Regions from separate parts of the Homo sapiens genome. Here region 1 is linked to region 2. The links are chromatin loops, found by intact Hi-C in ENCODE. Cell type or tissue: ascending aorta. All regions are shown on one strand. Each heading gives the region's core, and the rest is flanking DNA. Links, peaks and the distances in the headings are about the cores only. Region 1 overlaps SORBS1 (sorbin and SH3 domain containing 1). Region 2 overlaps SORBS1 (sorbin and SH3 domain containing 1).

Evidence for each region. Peaks named below come from ENCODE experiments on the same cell type or tissue, not always from the same donor. Only the 100,000 strongest peaks of a DNase experiment are listed, where the experiment ranks them.
Region 1: it touches region 2 in a loop (2.1-fold over the local background); 4 of 110 quality-filtered maps call a loop at or near these places.

What each region holds. Positions count from the first base shown.
Region 1 is chr10:95,442,422-95,450,753 of GRCh38, forward strand. All of the region lies in intron 2 of SORBS1 (sorbin and SH3 domain containing 1), which reads right to left. Among named protein-coding and RNA genes, the nearest start is that of SORBS1, 110 kb to the right of the region's middle. RefSeq lists a silencer at 1,251-1,545. In ascending aorta, for the core only: a CTCF peak has its summit at 3,649 (motif pointing left); DNase peaks (open chromatin) are centred at 3,000, 3,720, 4,389 and 5,577; H3K4me3 peaks cover 1,147 bases; H3K27ac peaks cover 8,000 bases.
Region 2 is chr10:95,509,810-95,518,141 of GRCh38, forward strand. All of the region lies in intron 1 of SORBS1 (sorbin and SH3 domain containing 1), which reads right to left. Among named protein-coding and RNA genes, the nearest start is that of SORBS1, 47 kb to the right of the region's middle. In ascending aorta, for the core only: no CTCF peak of the experiment used is centred there; DNase peaks (open chromatin) are centred at 3,532, 4,472 and 7,915; H3K4me3 peaks cover 3,009 bases; H3K27ac peaks cover 8,000 bases.

The sequences.
Region 1 (8,332 bases), core at 106-8,105, 67 kb before region 2:
GTGTTTGGATCATGGGGGTGGATATCTCATGGCCTGGTGCTATCTCTGCAATAGCGAGTTCTCACAAGACCTGGTCATTTAAAAGTATGTGGCACCCCCCCCCCGCACCCTTACTTATGCTCTTGTCGTGTGACACGCCTGCTCCCCCTTCGCCTTCCACCATGATGGGAAGCTTCCTGAGGCTCCCCAGAAGCCAAGCAGATGCTTCCTGTACAGTTAGCTTACAGAACTGTGAGCCAATTAAACCCCTTTTCTTTATAAATGACCCAGTCTCTGGTATTTCTTTATAGCTGTGCAAGAATGGCCTAATACAGTGAGTCTTCCAACTTGAGTTTTTTTCCAAAATCATTTTGGCTATTTTAGATCCTTTGCATTTTCATATAAAGTTTAAAACCACCTTAACAATTTCTACCTAAAAAAGTCTGTTGAGATTTTGACTGGAATCATGTTGAATCTATAGATCAATCTGTGGAAAACTAACATTTTTAACAATATTGAGTCTTCCAGTTCATGAGTATGACCTATCTCTCCCTTTTTCCAGGACTTCTTTAATTTCTCTTGGTAATGTTTTATAGTTTTTTCAAAGTACAAGTCTTGTACATACCTCGACTAATAAGGTCTTACTGAACACATCTGAAGGTCACACAATCTGAAAAACAAGTCCTCGGGATATGTAGAACCTTGATATTTCAAGTGTGGTCCACAGGCCAGCAGCATTCACATTAGCTGGGAGCTTACTGAAAACGTAGAAGCGGCCGGGTGTGGTGAGTCACACCTGTAATTCCAGCACTTTGGAAGGCCAAGATGGGCGGATCACCTGAGGTCAGGAGTTTGAGACCACCCTGGCCAACATGGTGAAACCCTGTCTCTACTAAAATACAAAAAGCAGCCGGGTGTGGTGGTGGGTGCCTGTAATCCTAGCTACTCGGGAGGCTGAGGCAGGAGAATTGCTTGAACCTGGGAGGCAGAAGTTGCAGTGAGCCAAGTTCGTGTGTGCCACTGCACTCCAGCCTGGGTGACAGAGCGAGACTCCAACTCCAAAAAATAAAAGGAAAGAAAATGCAGAAGCTCAGACTCCTGTACCTACTGAATCAGAATGGGCATTTTAACAAAATCCCAGGTGCTCCCTTTGCATTTTAAGGTGTGAGAAGCAATGATACAGAGAAAAACCCCGGTTCACGAATTCTGTAATAGGGATATGAAGATATGGTATGAAGGTCTGCAAAAGGAGACATGCTTTAGCTTTTTCTTTTAAAAAAGCTGAAGTTGGACACTGGTTTCCTTTCTGGATGGTTGCTTTGCCTTACTGTCCTTGTAATTAAGAGAGTAGAATGCTAGGGATGAAGAGGAAATCATTCAAAGTCCATCTCTGCAGCCCAAATCAGCAGGAACTTTGCCTCTGTCACTGTCAAATACATCTGAGACTATCTATGACCTTCAATAGCTGTCCCCACAGATGGTTCTCTAAGCTGTGGAAACATTTGTTCTTTCAATCGAGAAACACACAACCTGCTGTTATCTGTATGTCCTCATGTTTTCCAGTCCTAAGTTTTTGATACCTTAGTTTGCCTCCCAGGATCAAAAGTGTTGTTGTGATAGCATCCAAATGCTTTTATTTTATAAATAATTTTCATGAGCAATTGTATTAAGGTTTTTATTCCTTATTTTTATTTTTATTTTTGTTTTTGTTTTTGAGACAGGGTCTTGCACTATCACCCAGGCTTGAGTGCACTGGTGTGATCACGGCTCACTGCAGCCTCAACCTCCTGGGCTCAAGCGATCCTCCCACCTCAGCCTCCCAAGTAGCTGGGACCAGTCATGCACCACCACACCTGGCTAATTTTTAAAATTTTTATTTTGTGGAGATGGGGTCTCTCTATTGCCCAGGCTGGCCTCAACTCCTGGCCTCAAGCGATCCTCCTGCCTCAGTCTCTGAAAGTGCAGGGATTATAGGTGTGAGCTACTGCACCTGGCCTTTCCTCAATTTTTAAAGCATTATTGAAGAAATCTTTTTGTTTCCACTGTGAAGCTATCTTAACTGAAACTATTTTCATTCTTTTATAAGTTTTTTCTAGCCTTTAGATACATAAATAGCAAGTACATTATTGTAAACATAATATCTGGACAGCTTTGTGTTCTAATTTTTAAATCAAGTATTTCATGAACATTTTTCTGGGATTCTATATAGTCAGCATATCCATCATTTTAATGGCTGTATTTCATTGTAATAACACTCCATAATCCATTTACCAATTCCCTTTGTATAGTTTAATTCGTCTTAATTTAAAAAACAAGTACAAAGCACACAGCATTCTTAGGCTGGAGAAGAAATGAATGGAGATGTCTTGTGAACCAAACAAAAAGGATACCTCAACTCATACATGATAAGTAATCACCGTCATATGCGGGTAGCCCTTTGCACATTTCACATTTCTCAATATAGAAACTACTAACTTCTAAGTGTCAGCCCCCTTACTTACAAACTAACCTAAAATAGACACAGTCAGGGATAATCTTCAAAATATTTAACCATCATTTTGCCACAAATGTCTACCAACTGGAGCAGACACCAGTTGTAGCACTCTCTGGGAGGCCCCTCCCTGTGCCTGCTATTAACCATTTAATGGCTGGATGCTGAGAGGGTAGAAGGAGAATGGACCCTGGGTGTTAAGAGACTACTTTGATATTTTAAGAGCTAGTATGACGATAGTACGTGACAATGACAATGCACAGGTGAGTACCAGCTCTTGCACACGAGGACTTTTTGAGTAGCAGGTTCTGTTGTGTGTTCTCACTCTGGTGATTAAATCTGCAGCAGGTGATACTAACAAACAAGGGATAGTTTAAAATAAAATTAAAAGTGCTGAGGATGAATGGGCTGACTGAAGAAAAGGAACTGCAGCAACGGCAGCAGTGCCAAGGACAGTGCCCTGCATCCAGTCCTCCCCTGTTGTGGCAACAGCAGCAACGTCCTATCCAGACTATTCCAGGGCCTGATTCTGGCTCTGATCCCAGCCAGCTCAGCCTCCTGGAATTCCTGCCCCAGTTCTGAGTGCAGTTCTCCAACCTTCCATAAACTCCGTGAACTACCCAAGATCTTGCCAATAAATCCCTCTTCAGTTTGAGTTCACCAGAGGTGGTTTCTGGTTATCTGCCACCCAAGAACCTTGACCAGCAGAAGATGGGAGGGAGAAGTCCCCAAGGTTTCATCTGAAGAGGAGAATCTTCATTCCTCTCTCCTGACATGAGGCTGACCAGATCTGAATCCCAAGTGGCTCGGCAGTGGTTGTGTCTCTACAACCTTAAGTGCTCAGAGCCTGGGCAGTGAGGACGCATCCATGAAACTACACAAATTGAGCTTGACCGGAACACTGAAAGCTTTGAAAATCATAGTCTAGTCCCTGCTGTTTATTTAGAGATAATATGGGCCATTACAATCAGATGAGAACTTGAGAGTTTATTTTACATAAAAACCTCTAACACTTAATATTTATTTAAAAACTAAGCTGTAAAGAGCCTGATTTGGTTGAGTACATGATGGCACGTCTTTGGAATGCCTCTTACAAGTCCCCTCCAAATGAGCCAGGCACCTTTGGGTAAAAGCCAAAAGGACCAACAGTGTACCATCTAGTGGCAAAATGACACAACTGCAAGTGGGCAGTAAATTCCCCTAGTGAGTTGCAGGAACCTATGCAGTGTCACAGCTTGGGTGTGCCAGCGGGGAGTCAAACCGCCATTCCACGCTTTGAGCTGCTTGGACCTGCCGTACTTGGTCAAAGTACCATGGCATCAACACAGACATTCCACGAGAAGAACAAGATGTGAAGTGGCCAGAGTTGTTAAGAAAGCATCCAGATAATTAATCATTCCATATTGTCCCCCCTACCCCGCCAATTCCATGACCCTATAATTCTAAGATAAGTTTTGATGACACAAAGTGATTAATTACTAAAAAGCCAAAGTTATACTCATGCTTCCAGCTGAAAAACAATCAACTAAATATGGGTTGGTTACTGGGAAAGGAAAGAAGGTCCTTATATGGGTAGTTTAGGGATATATGACTAGGAAGAAATTGAGCATGTCTGTAAAAATGAATTCAAGGTCCTGCAAAGGTTCTTGGAAAACAAACAGCCTTTAAATCTCCTAGCCAGCATGCTCCAGCTTCTCCTATGCACTATGGTGTTTTGCCTCCATAGCTCCCCCATCCCCAACAATAGATTGTAAATATCTGGAAAGGAAAACTGCATCATCCTCAGCACTGGACATGCAGTAGGTGCTCAGTCACGGCCTTTGCTCTCGCCTCTGTTTAACCTTCGGAACCTAACTTCAGAGTCTTACCTTCAAGATAATCAAGAGCCTCCTTAACTCCACCATGGCTCCTTAAAAGGGAGCCAGCTCCCCACTTGAACAAAATGCTGGTTATGCCTTAGCTTTAAAATCTAATCTTGGGCCGGGCTCAATGACTCACACCTAGAATCCCAGCACCTTGGGAGGCCGGTGCTTGAGGTCAGGAGTTCAAGACCAGCCTGGACAACATGGTGAAACCCCATCTCTACTAAAAATACAAAAATTAGCCGGGCATGGTGGTGGACGCCTGTAGTTCCAGCTGCTCTGGAGGCAGAGGCAGGAGAATCACTTGAACTCGGGAGGCGGAGGTTGCAGTGAGCTGAGCTCGCACCACTGCACTCCAACCTGGGTGACAGAACAAGCCTCTGTCTCAAAAACAAAAACAAACAAACAAAAAAAAACAAAAAAACCCAGTCTGGTACTGGGTGCCATGGCTCGTACCTGCAATCCCAGCACTTGGGAGGCTGAGGCAGGCAGACTGCTTGAGTCTGGAGTTCAAGACCAGCCTAGGTAACATGGGGATGCCCTGTCTCCACCAAAAATACAAAAATTAGCTGGGTGTGGTGGTGCACGCCTGTAGTCCCAGCTACTCTGGAGGCTGAGGTGGGAGGGTCACTTGGACCCAGGAGGCCTCAGAGGTTGCAGTGAGCCAAGATTGCTCACTGCACTCTAGCCTGGGTAACAGAGTGAGACCCTGTATTTAAAAAAAAAAAAAAAATCTAATCTGGGACTTGATTTTATATACGTACAGCTACTTCCAACAGCTTGAAAAGAATAGAGACAGCGCACAGAGCCCCAGAATAAATGCCTGGCCTTATTTCTTTGTACTTTGCAGATCCACTAGCAGAGCCACGTTTCTCCAATTTTTCAACAGCTCCTTCTCTTCTCAATCTCTATTAATGTCACTTCTCTTCAAATGCACCCTCTACATTATTGCAAAGGGTGCAGAAGGCTCTTCAGAAAGCCAGAAAGGATAAACACTGAGTCGCTGATACTTCCGTTCAAGGGGAAGAAAGTGGGATAAACTTGACCCTGACATTAACTTCAGTCTAGAATCCCATGACACTCCTGGGAGCTCAGAACACAACAAGCACGAAGTTTCTGTAAAAAGACCAATGTTTCTGGAGAGGGAGCAATAGGAAAACACATCAGAAAGGCCATCCTCCACATCCTCTCATTTCCTCCTGGAGTCCCTCCAACTCAGTTTCCGTTCTAACCAATTATCTGAAATGGCCTTCAGAAAGACTTCCAGTGCACACGCATGGCCAAGTCCAACGGTTTCTGCACTGGTCCAGGCTTCACTGATCTTTCCACTGCATTTAAGACAGTTAACTCCTTCCTCCTCCCCACACTTTCTGGTCTTGATTTCTAAGTGTCACTGTAAACTGATTTACACTGGGCCATGAGGATCCTTCTAGAACAGGGCCTCTGCAGTTCTTCAGGAGTTTAGGGAGCCAGAGGGCCCTCAGCTGGTCTTTATTCTGTTCCAACTACATGCTCACTTCTTTAGAACCAGAAGCATCTATATAGGTTACCCAGCCCATTTTCCTGGTTTTCCAGCTGTGTTGGAAGGAGGTTCCATGAGCCCCCTCCAGCCACTGTGCTGGCACCCACCTATGCACTCCCCAACTTTCAATTCAACCTGGGTCAAATTTCAATGGGGAAAAAAACTCCGCAGGGCTCCTATACACTCAGAGGGGTTGGCTGGGCAGTATGGCAGGCAAGGGAAAGGCAGCAAGGCTTCCGGAAAGAATATTATATCTAAAACACAGGCCTGATGATACAGCTCAAAAACATTTCTTTAGTACCTACTTTGCACCCAGGAAAGTGCTTGGCCCAGGGGAGACCAACATGATCAGACAGGATTGCTGTCTTTGAGGCCAACACAGGGCTGTAGGGTGGCAGATGTGGTCCATTTAAATATAGTACAATGGGATAACCCTTCTGCTAGCAATCTGGCTTAAGTGTCATGGGAGCACAAAAGGAAAAGGAATAAATTCTGCATGACAGAGAGAATAAGGAATGAATAAATACCAAAATTTTCCAATGTTCAATGACATACCTTCTAAAATCACCTCAAATGTCACACTTTTGGAAACACTGATCTAAAAATTCAAGTCCTAATTTAATGTGCCATAAGACCCTGCAGGATCATGTCCCAGTTATTTTTCCAGTCTCATCTCCCTCACATCCTCCCATGAGCCCTAAACTCCACATGTACCACACTTGCTATTCCTACTGAATTCTGACAAGAGTTCCCATTTCTAAGCCTTTAACCTTGTTGCTTCCCACTAATGCCCTTTCCCTCATCTCCCCAAATTTAAGGCCAATCCCAATAGCCAGATGCATTGGCCCAACAAAAACTAAAGGTTTTTATTTTCATCTACTTTTTATTTTATTTTATTTTCTGTAGTTACACTGGCTAGAAATAGTTTTGGTTTTGATCCCTATTAAAAGTCATGAAGATGAAGAACTCTTTTATTTTGGAGACAGAGTCTTGCCCCCTCATCCAGGCTGGAGTGCAGTGGCACAATCTCGGTTCACTGCAACCTCCACCCCCTGGGTTCAAGTGATTCTCGTGCCTCAGTCTCCTAAGTAGCTGGGATTATAAGCACGTGCCACCTTGACTACTTTTTGTATTTTTAGTAAAGATGGGGTTTCACCATGTTGGCCAGGCTGGTCTTGAACTCCTGACCTCAAGTGATCCACCCGCCTCGGCCTCCCAAAGTGCTGGGATTTACAGGCGTGAGCCACCACACCCAGCCAAGAACTCATTTTAATAAGACCTATTTATGATCACAATATTCAGAAAGCCCATGCCCAAACTCCACTACCAATATCAAACTCTCGTTCCAGGTCCATGCCAGAGAAGGGGCAGATCTGGAGCTAGAACATTCACCACCAATAAATCTGCAATCATTTTTTTTTTTACCTTTTATACTTGAGTGGAGCTTTTAAATAAATATAAAATGTTGACTTCCAACCCAATAAGCAAATTCAGCCCCCCAAACAGTTTCAAGTCTTATAAATGCAGTATTATTTGTGCTTCAAACAACAGAATTTAGGGGATAATTTGTAATTATATATTACATTGTCTAACATATTAAAATGCATGGCTTGCAGCAAACAAGATAGACGGGTTAATATCCTTAATCTAATGTAATCATACTAATTGCCAAGAAAAATATTTTTAGATACGTGAAGAAATGATTCCCAGAAGACAAAATGCAAATAATAAACAAATCTATGAGAAAACGTTTACTTAACCCAACTAGTTAAAAAATATATTAAAATAATGACTAACCATTTTTTCTACTTCTTATATTAGTCCAAAAATTTTTTAAAACTAACAATGTGGGCAAATGCAAAGACATTGGCTTTTTCCTACACAGCCAATGACACTACATTTTTATCATTATCTTCAGCAATACACACCAAGAGCTATGCACCTCGTATCCCTGTGCTTTAGGAGAATCTAGTCTAAAGAAAGAAGCTTGAATGACAATAATGCTATACATACAGAGATGTTTACCATAGCTTTATTAGTAATAGTGAAAGCCTTGAAATCCTCTGGTGTTCAATAACACAGGGGCTAATTACCTGACCACATACCCACTGTGGGGACTGTTGAACAGTTATGAGAATAACTAACATAGACCATACAACATGGGAAAAGACTTCTCGTAAGATTAGGTGACTACAGCAGGGTATAAGTCTGTGTGACATTTGTGATTACAATTTTTTTTTTTTTTGAGATGGAGTCTCACTCTGTTGCCTAGGCGGAGTGCAGTGGCACGATCTCTGCTCACTGCAACCTCTGCCTCCTGGGTTCAAGCGATCCTCCTGCCTCAGCCTCCTGAGTAGCTAGGACTACACGCACACACCACCACGCCTGGCTAATTTTTGTATTTTTAGTAGAGACAGGGTTTCACCATGTTGGCCAGGCTAGTCTCAAACTCTTGACCTCAAGTGATCTGCCTGCCTC
Region 2 (8,332 bases), core at 5-8,004:
GGCAGCAGGGGGCTAACGGTGACGGTGTCGGAGACTGCAGTCATGTAGAAATATTGGATTCTTGAAACTCTATGCCTGTGTAACTCTGGTAAAAATTACAAATTTTAAAAGCTAGAAGAAAGCAGGGGAAGGGCTAATATACACTAAATGCATGCATTTCCAAACTTAAGCTATAAAAAGTAAATAACACTTTAGGTAAATAATAATACTGTATTTAAATATTGTTTATCCATATGTTTCAACCAGAGCACTATATCTTAATAACTCCTTTTCTGATTAAAGTAATACTGTTCACTGTTTTTAAAAAGATAGAAAATAACTCACCCTTCCCCCCACCAAAAAAAGAAAAAATAGTCATAAAATTACCACCCAGAAAAAAACTGCTGGATGATATGAAAGTATTTCCTTTTCTCTTTTTATGTATGCATATATGTATATTCGTGTATCAATACAGACAATTTTCTTTAACTCTTTGGGCTCATCTAAAGACAATAAGGTTTTTGTCTGGGGGAGAAAAAGCTTTTTTTTTTTTGAGACAGATTCTCACTCTCCCTCCCAGGCTAGAGTGCAGTGGTGCAATCTCAGTTCACTGCAACCTCCACCTCCCAGGTTCAAGTGATTCTCCTGCCTCAGCCTCCAAAGTAGCTGGGATAACAGGCACCTGCCACCATGCCCAGCTAATTTTTGTATTTTTAGTAGAGACAGGATTTCACCATGTTGGCCAGGCTGGTCTTGAAGTCCTGAGAAAAAGCATTTTATTTTGAAGATTATTAAATAAATAGGGTCTTTGCTTCTTACAGTACCATCAGTCAGTATCAAGCGTTCATTCTAAAAGGACAGGTAGGTATGTCAGGTTGTCAAAAGTTTTTGGAAAGTGAAGGTATTACCAGGCATGGTGGCTCACACCTATAGTCTCAGCTACTGGGGAGGATCACTTGAGCCTAGGAATTTGAGACCAGCCTGGACAACACAGTGAGACTCTGTCAAAAATTTTTAAAGTGGAAAAAAAATGAAAGCGAAGATGTAATTTTTCAGAATTTCTGGACATAAATTACAGCATTAAGAGAAGATCCTTACTACAAACTGGTTCCACCTCAAATTGTGCTGTTTTCTAACTCTGCTCACAAGCCTGCTCATGCACATTTATCTCGTTCCATGCAAGCCTGTCTTTGCTTTCTCCTTCTCCCTACAACCCTACTTGTCACTAGCTTTCCTCTCCACCCCAACTTCCTGTTTTATTCCGCTCTCACACCTGTATCTTTTCTGTGCCACCTGTAACCTGATGCAATGTGGAACTAAGATCACATTCTTATTACTCCACATTTGCAGAATCGAATTAAGTGCTCCTTATTTTTAAGTTATAAACTGAAATACAAAGCCTTCTGTTTATAACTTTTCTTTTTCTTTTCCTGAGCAACAGGATCTCATGCTGTTGCTCAGGCTGAAGTGCAGCGGTAAGATCATGATTTGCTGCAGCCTCAACACCCCAGGCTCAAGGGATGCTCCATGCTCCCACCTCAGCCTCCCAAGTAACTCCAACTACAGGCATGCACCACTACACCCAGCTAATTCTACTTTTATTTTTGCAGAGATGGGGGTCATACTATGTTGCCCAAGCTGGTCTCGAACTCCTGGCCTTAATCGATCCTCCCATCTTGGCTTCCCAAAGTGCAGGAATTACAGGCATGAGTCACCACGCCCAGCCTGTTGATACGTCTGTCTCCTAAAGCCTATGTTGCTGCCTTGTTTCTTGCTTGTTTTTGTCGTTGTCGTTTCTCAACATCAAAGGCAGTTGCAGCCTTTGGGACTGAGTTGGAAACTCTCAGAAATGAGAAAAGCCCTAGCTCCTGCCTGGAGAAGCCAGTATAGACATGGAAGAGGCCTTGCATCAGGGAGAGGGTAGTTTTCTAGAGGAGAGACGGCTAGTAGGAAGAGGGCTAGTGTCAGAGCCAACTTACTCTGCTCCTGAGGTACCAGCCCAGCATCACCCCATTCAGGAGAGTCAACTGCCCCAGAAGACAAACCCAAAGCTATCAGAGCATGCTGCTAAAGAACCACCTCTTCCTCCAGCCCTCTAAGAAGGGCCTTCTCCTTTTTCTGGTCATCCAAAATGGGTCTTTCTTCACAAGGGCTTCTTTAAAAATCAGGTCACCCCCATCCTACACATACAGGATTTTTTTGTAACCTAGATGCTAGACACATGTTAAAAGAGCTGTTAGGTGCTGATCACTCTTTGAAGTGTAAGCTCTCTCTCCCAGCTCTGAGAGATCTGCCCACTTCACAGGGCTGCCCTCCAGAGCTCCAGCGTCTGATCAAAAATGACCACAGCCAGGCGTGGTGGCTCACGCTCGTAATCGCAGCACTTTAGGAGGCCAAAGCAGGCAGATTACTTGAGATCAGGAGTTCGAGACCAGCCTGGCCAACAGAGCAAAACCCCATCTCTACTAAAAGTACAAAAATTAGCCAGGCATGGTGGCGCATACATGTAGTCCCAGCTACTTGGGAGGCTGAAGGCCCAAGAATTGCTTGAACCCAGGAGGCGGAAGTTGCAGTGAGCCGACATTGTACCACTGCTCTCCAGCCTGGGCAACCAACCGAGACTGTCTCAAAAAAAAAAAAAAAAAAAAAAAAGACCAGGACAGGTCCAGGCAGGTCCAGGCACAATTCTAAGTACCATAAGAAGCTTTCTGAATCGAGGATGTAAATCTGATCTAATAATTCAGCCAACACTGCATCTACCTGTAGCCTTATCATCCAGCCCCCACATCCAATTTCAGCCACAGGTTCCTGGTTAGATGCTTTTCCGGTTAGATGCTCCCCTGAAATCAGCCCACCTGCTACTGTATCTGCAGCACATCCCTGAGTCCATGTCAAAAACAGAATCCGAGCCCTTTGACATGGCTCACGCTCCAGGAAATTAGACTGGAGTACACAGCTGTATTCTTCTTGGTAACTATTTCCAAGCCATCTACTTATGAAGATACATGGGAAAAAAAAAAAAAGGAAGACAAGGAGTGCCAAAAAGGCAGTTCAGCTTTCTCTAAAAGAAACTCAGGCAAATAGCTCCTGTTCGGGGAAACCAGTAAATTTCCAAACAGTAAGATTTCCACAAATGATATTGGCAACTTCGGGGGTCAGGGCGAAGTAGTGGACCAGTTCTCATCGAAGAGCAGCAAGATGAGACAAGTTTCACACAGTGGCAAATGTTCCTTTTGGACTTGCTTCAAACCTGTGTGTGGGCTGATTCTCCGAAATAAACAAATTCTCTTGTATAAGGTTATGCGGTGACTGAGAGGGTGAGGATTCTGATGGAAAGAAATCACCCATAAGTCACCTTTGCCTAAGCAGGAGGGTCAGTTCTGCCTGCCCTGGGTCTTGACGCAGTGAAACCTCAACAGGGATGTGGGGCGCATGTAACCCAGATGGACGGGTATACGCTACCGTTAAGTTCAACTGCACCCTTGACTGGTATGGCATTTCAGAGCATTGAGACACCTTTCGATCCAGCAAAGAGCCAATCCTGGCTCCAATCAGCACCCATGAGCCGCTGAGGGAGGCACAATGTCCCAAGCAGCAGTTGGCCAAACACACGTGAGGGAGGTGCAGCTGCCGAGCCCTTCATGTTTACCAGGAAGAAAGAGTGTTGATTTTGCAGATTTTTGATAATGTTTTCACAGCCAGTGTTATTCCCAACCCATTTTTAAATGCAATCTGAACAACACCCCTTTCCACACTGGATTCCTTGTACTTAAATGGTTCCAGCTACCTCAGGCCTGAGAAACCTATTTCTCTCTATAGACCACACATCAGTTTGGCTGAGGGAAGAACAGAGGGAAAGCAGGATTGCAAGGATGGCAGGTGCAGGGCTGAAAGAAGAAAATTAAATTCACCAGACATGGGACACCTGGGCTGAGGACCTTTACACCAAGGAGCTTAAGATCTCCCTTGGCCACATGGGACCATCTAGAAAGGACTCTTTTAAGTCTAACCATCTTTGGGTCTGTGGTTGTACTGTATTGATTCCATGTTCTCATTTTAAGTGAGCTAACGAAATGCAGCAAGCCATGAAAATTTAAAAGGACTAGAATGAATTGAGAAGTTATTTAGACTGAGAGCAAAGAACAGGCAAAGCAAGTGGCAATCTTGTTGGATAGATCTGGCATGCTACCACACAAGCAACCCAGGCTAGAAAGAGCCATTGACAAAATGCTGACAGTCTGCCCAGGCCCTTTTGAATATTGGGTTCTTGGATTATTTCCTAATTTTTTTTTTTTACACAATCTTGAACATTGACTATTATGTAGAAAAAAAGAAACATCTGAGGGGAAAAAATACATCCTCGGGAGACACAGGAAGAATGCCGTTTGAAGTAAGAATCTTTTTTCTCTCTGTCTCTGACACACACAAACTCATACACACACATTCAACTAGCCTTATGAGTCATCTTCTGCCATGACTGATGCCAGCTAACTCTGTCCTGCCAGCAACCTCTGCCACCCACTGATGCAGTGGAACAGTGTTTGACCAGCTCCCTTCCTGATGCTGGTTTATTTCTGGCTAAAACCTCTGGTTTCACTTAGGACCCAGACTTGTCTGGGGTTCCCCCTGGAAGTACTATTTGATGGCACTGATACTCAAAGCCCTATACCTAAAACATCTTTGCATCTAAGAGATACTGTGGAGATCAAGCCAATTCTAGACCCTTATTGCCATGGTTTTGATATCTGTCAAACCAGGTATCAAACAGTGGTCACTCCACCCCAGAAACATCACGGTGAACCAAGTTATCCATAATCATCGATAACTGTATGCCCAACACCATGCAGACCCCACAACCTTCATGATGCTTACAATATAATTTCAGAGATAAAATCAGCCCAATGGAAGCTAATCAGACAGCCATACAAGGCAAAAGAAAAACCAGAAGACCCATCATCATTCATAGAGAAGTTGTGAGCAGGAACCAAGTATGGGCTACAAAAGTCACTTCGACTTCAGATTCATACTGGGCCTTGAGGCAGAAGTAGAGTGTATATGAGGCAGAATATCGATGGAAGACACTGCAGGTAAAAAGACCTCTTTACAGGCCATAATGGAAACTCTGAAGCTGGCTAACCAAGAAGGCAACCATTAAGCAAGCCCCACTCCCCTCCCACACTACAGCTTCATCTCTCAAATATGGGGCATAGGCTTTCAGGCACAGACTCTAAAGAGGACAGATGTCCAAGCAGGGGCTCGTGGGCACTGGGTAGCTGGAGTAAAGTGGTATCCACTTGTCAGCAGACTGAAAAGCAGGTCCAATTCTCTTGGATTATCTCCCTAAGTATGTTTCTCAGACCCCTGCATCAGAATTTCTGCGATCTCTCCAGACCTGAGAAATTAAAACCTTTGAGGGGATAGCCAGGGAATCTGCATCTTTAGCAAGCCACTCAATATGACAGGTAAAACCCACTGACCTTGGTGGAGGGTGGGTGTGGATGTCAATTCAGGGCTATCGTGTGGCCAGACAGAGCTGAGTTGGCATTGGCGACCCTAGGTCAGGGACTGTGATGTCTGGAGTAGGGTGGAGGCAGCTACTCTGCTCCCTTGGGTCCCTCAGGACTTAATATGGCCACTGGCAGTCACCATTTCTCGGGGTGACTTTAATGATCCCACTCAATATGATCCCAAAAATACAAAAATTGCTGCTAGCCTGCTCCAGCCTGCCCTATTCTGAAATGGGGGGTAATTTTTTAAAAAGTTGTCTATCTCAACTAAGAAAGAGATTTAAGCAGAAATCACACACGGGCTGGGGGGCAGGAAGGAGTGTGGCTGGAGCAGGAAGTAGGAAATCTCTTAGGATGAGGGACAGGATATGAGACAGGATCAGCCACCCAGCCCCAGAATTAATGCGGCTGCTCCCTTTACTGCACCCTTGGAAAATCATTAGAAAGAAGATGATTTCTTTACAGAAGCCCAAGGGTGCTTGAGCTTGGATGGAGCTGAGTTAGCCTCAAGAATGAAGGAGTTCACCAGTGTGGATAGGTCTATCCAAATTTGGCCTAACGCACCCTATGAGAGAGGTACCTTCTGCACCATAAACCATAGCCCCGAGAAATGGTGACTGCCAGCGGCCATATTAAGTCCTCAGGGACCCAAGAGAGCAGAGTAGCTGCCTCCACCCTACTCCAGACATCACAGTCCCTGACCTAGGGTCGCCAATGCCAACTCAGCTCTGTCTGGCCACACGATAGCCCTGAATTGACATCCACACCCACCCCCCACCAAGGTCAGTGGGTTTTACCTGTCACTGTCTAGGTCTGAGGCACCAGCTGGGCCTGGTGGCTCCAGATCTGGGTAGTGTAGTTCTTCAGGTGTGGTCACCAGCCCAGCAGCATTGCCTGGGAACCTGTTAGAAATAAAAATCCTCTGGCCCCACCCTAGAGCTTCTGAATCAGAAATTCTGGGGGAGGGACCCAGCAATCTGTGTCTTAACAAGCCTTCCAGGTCATTCTGATCCAGCTCAAGTTTAAGAACCAGTGTGTTGTGCTATTAATAATAACATGAACCACGGTGGTAGATCAACAAAAGTAGCATCATATACACAGGCCTACAAAACACTTTCAAGTGTATTATCTTAATACATTTGATAATATATCAAATGTTGATACCCTCTTCTAATCCTAAGGCTCTGTAGTTCATTTGAATCTCACAGCAGTGCTGAAGTAGATAAGCTGCATTATCCCATTTTACAGAGGAGATTGAGGCTCAGATAGATGAAGTAACTAGCATAGATTACCCCTACCCAGAGCCCACTCATTAAAAAAGCGCACAAAAATTAGAGACTTAACTCTAAATAATTAAAAGTTACCAGCCCACACCCATTTCTCTTCCCCACGCTCCACAGGTATACTGGCCACAACAGGGGTGAAATTGACTTTCTTTTCATCTGGTCCATTGTCACTCACCTCAAGTGACTATTTCCAAGACCATCTTCCATTAATTCTGGATTTTCAATGCCTCTCTGACACAGAATTAAGACAACAGCCCTCAACCGACAAACAGGCCATGCGCCAAAAGTTCATTTTCAAGTTGGAGGGTTGGAACTCAGGTTGCATTTTCCCATGGACGTGACATGGAGATAGTTGTTGGATCCCCAGGTCAAGCCACAAAGCTGTCTCTGAGAGGGAGAGGCAGAGGACACAAGAGTGTTTGGCAATGGGCCATAGGGTTAAAATCCCAGCTTTCTAATCAGTAACCAACAGGAGACAAAAGCCCAAGTTACTTAGCCTTTCTCCGAGCCTCAGTTTCTTCGCCTGGGAATCCTAATACTGACCTTCCAGGGTTGAGAGGATTCAATGAAAATGCACACAGTTGATATTCAACAAGTGGCTGCATTGTTGTTGAACTCCTAAAGTAGAGGCCATATTCTATTTTTGCCCTGAAACCTATGCAATTGAAAAGAAATAAAATACATCTGAAATTATAACAAGACTGACTGCAAGAGGATTAACTGCCTCCTAAAGGACCAAGGAAAAGAAGGAAGGGTGTTGGGCTCAGGGGATGGCACAAGAGTCGGGTCCGGCCCTCACCCACTCCTCACACCTTTGGCCTTCCTTCAGCTCACTTGCCGCTTCTTTGGGAACCTTCCTTGGACTTCCAGCTTAGGTCAAATCTCTCTAGTACCTGCTTCAGTAGCCCCATGTACTTGCTCTTCATAGCCTTACACTGATTATAATGTTACCCTCATTTGCTTAATGCCTGTTTTCCCCACAACCTCACAAAGCCCATGAAGTCAGGGCTCAGGTCTGTTTCTGCTCATCAATGTATCTTCCCCTGGTACTTTGTCCTGTGCCTGGAACACAGTAGGTACTCAAATATTTGTAGAATGAATCACACCAGAGCAGCTGGGCAGGGAAGAGGACGTTGTGCACAGCTGACTGCACATATGTGCAGATAACAAATTGGCGGTCTGTGACTCAGGGCTACCCGGAAAAGCACACAACTCTTTTTCTGCCCCAATAAAATCAATCTGCTGCTGCCATATCACTCAGCCAAAAAGGCTGATTATTAAACGCACAAGTTATTAAACCCAAAGGCATCCTCTTCCAATGGGTGCACATGCCCCAGGCTGCTCAAAGGGCATGTGCTGAATGAAGCAAAATGGCACAGGAATCCAGGCAGGTCTGAGATGTGCTGCAGTTCTCCCTACCTCAGTCTCAAAGTGGAGGGATGCCAGCCTCACCACAGCTGGCAGCCTCACTATACCTTGGAGCTCTACAGCAAGGTATGGAAAATAATGCTGCCAGCTGCAATGTACTGAGTGTCTACATGTACCAAGCAATAGTCCTGG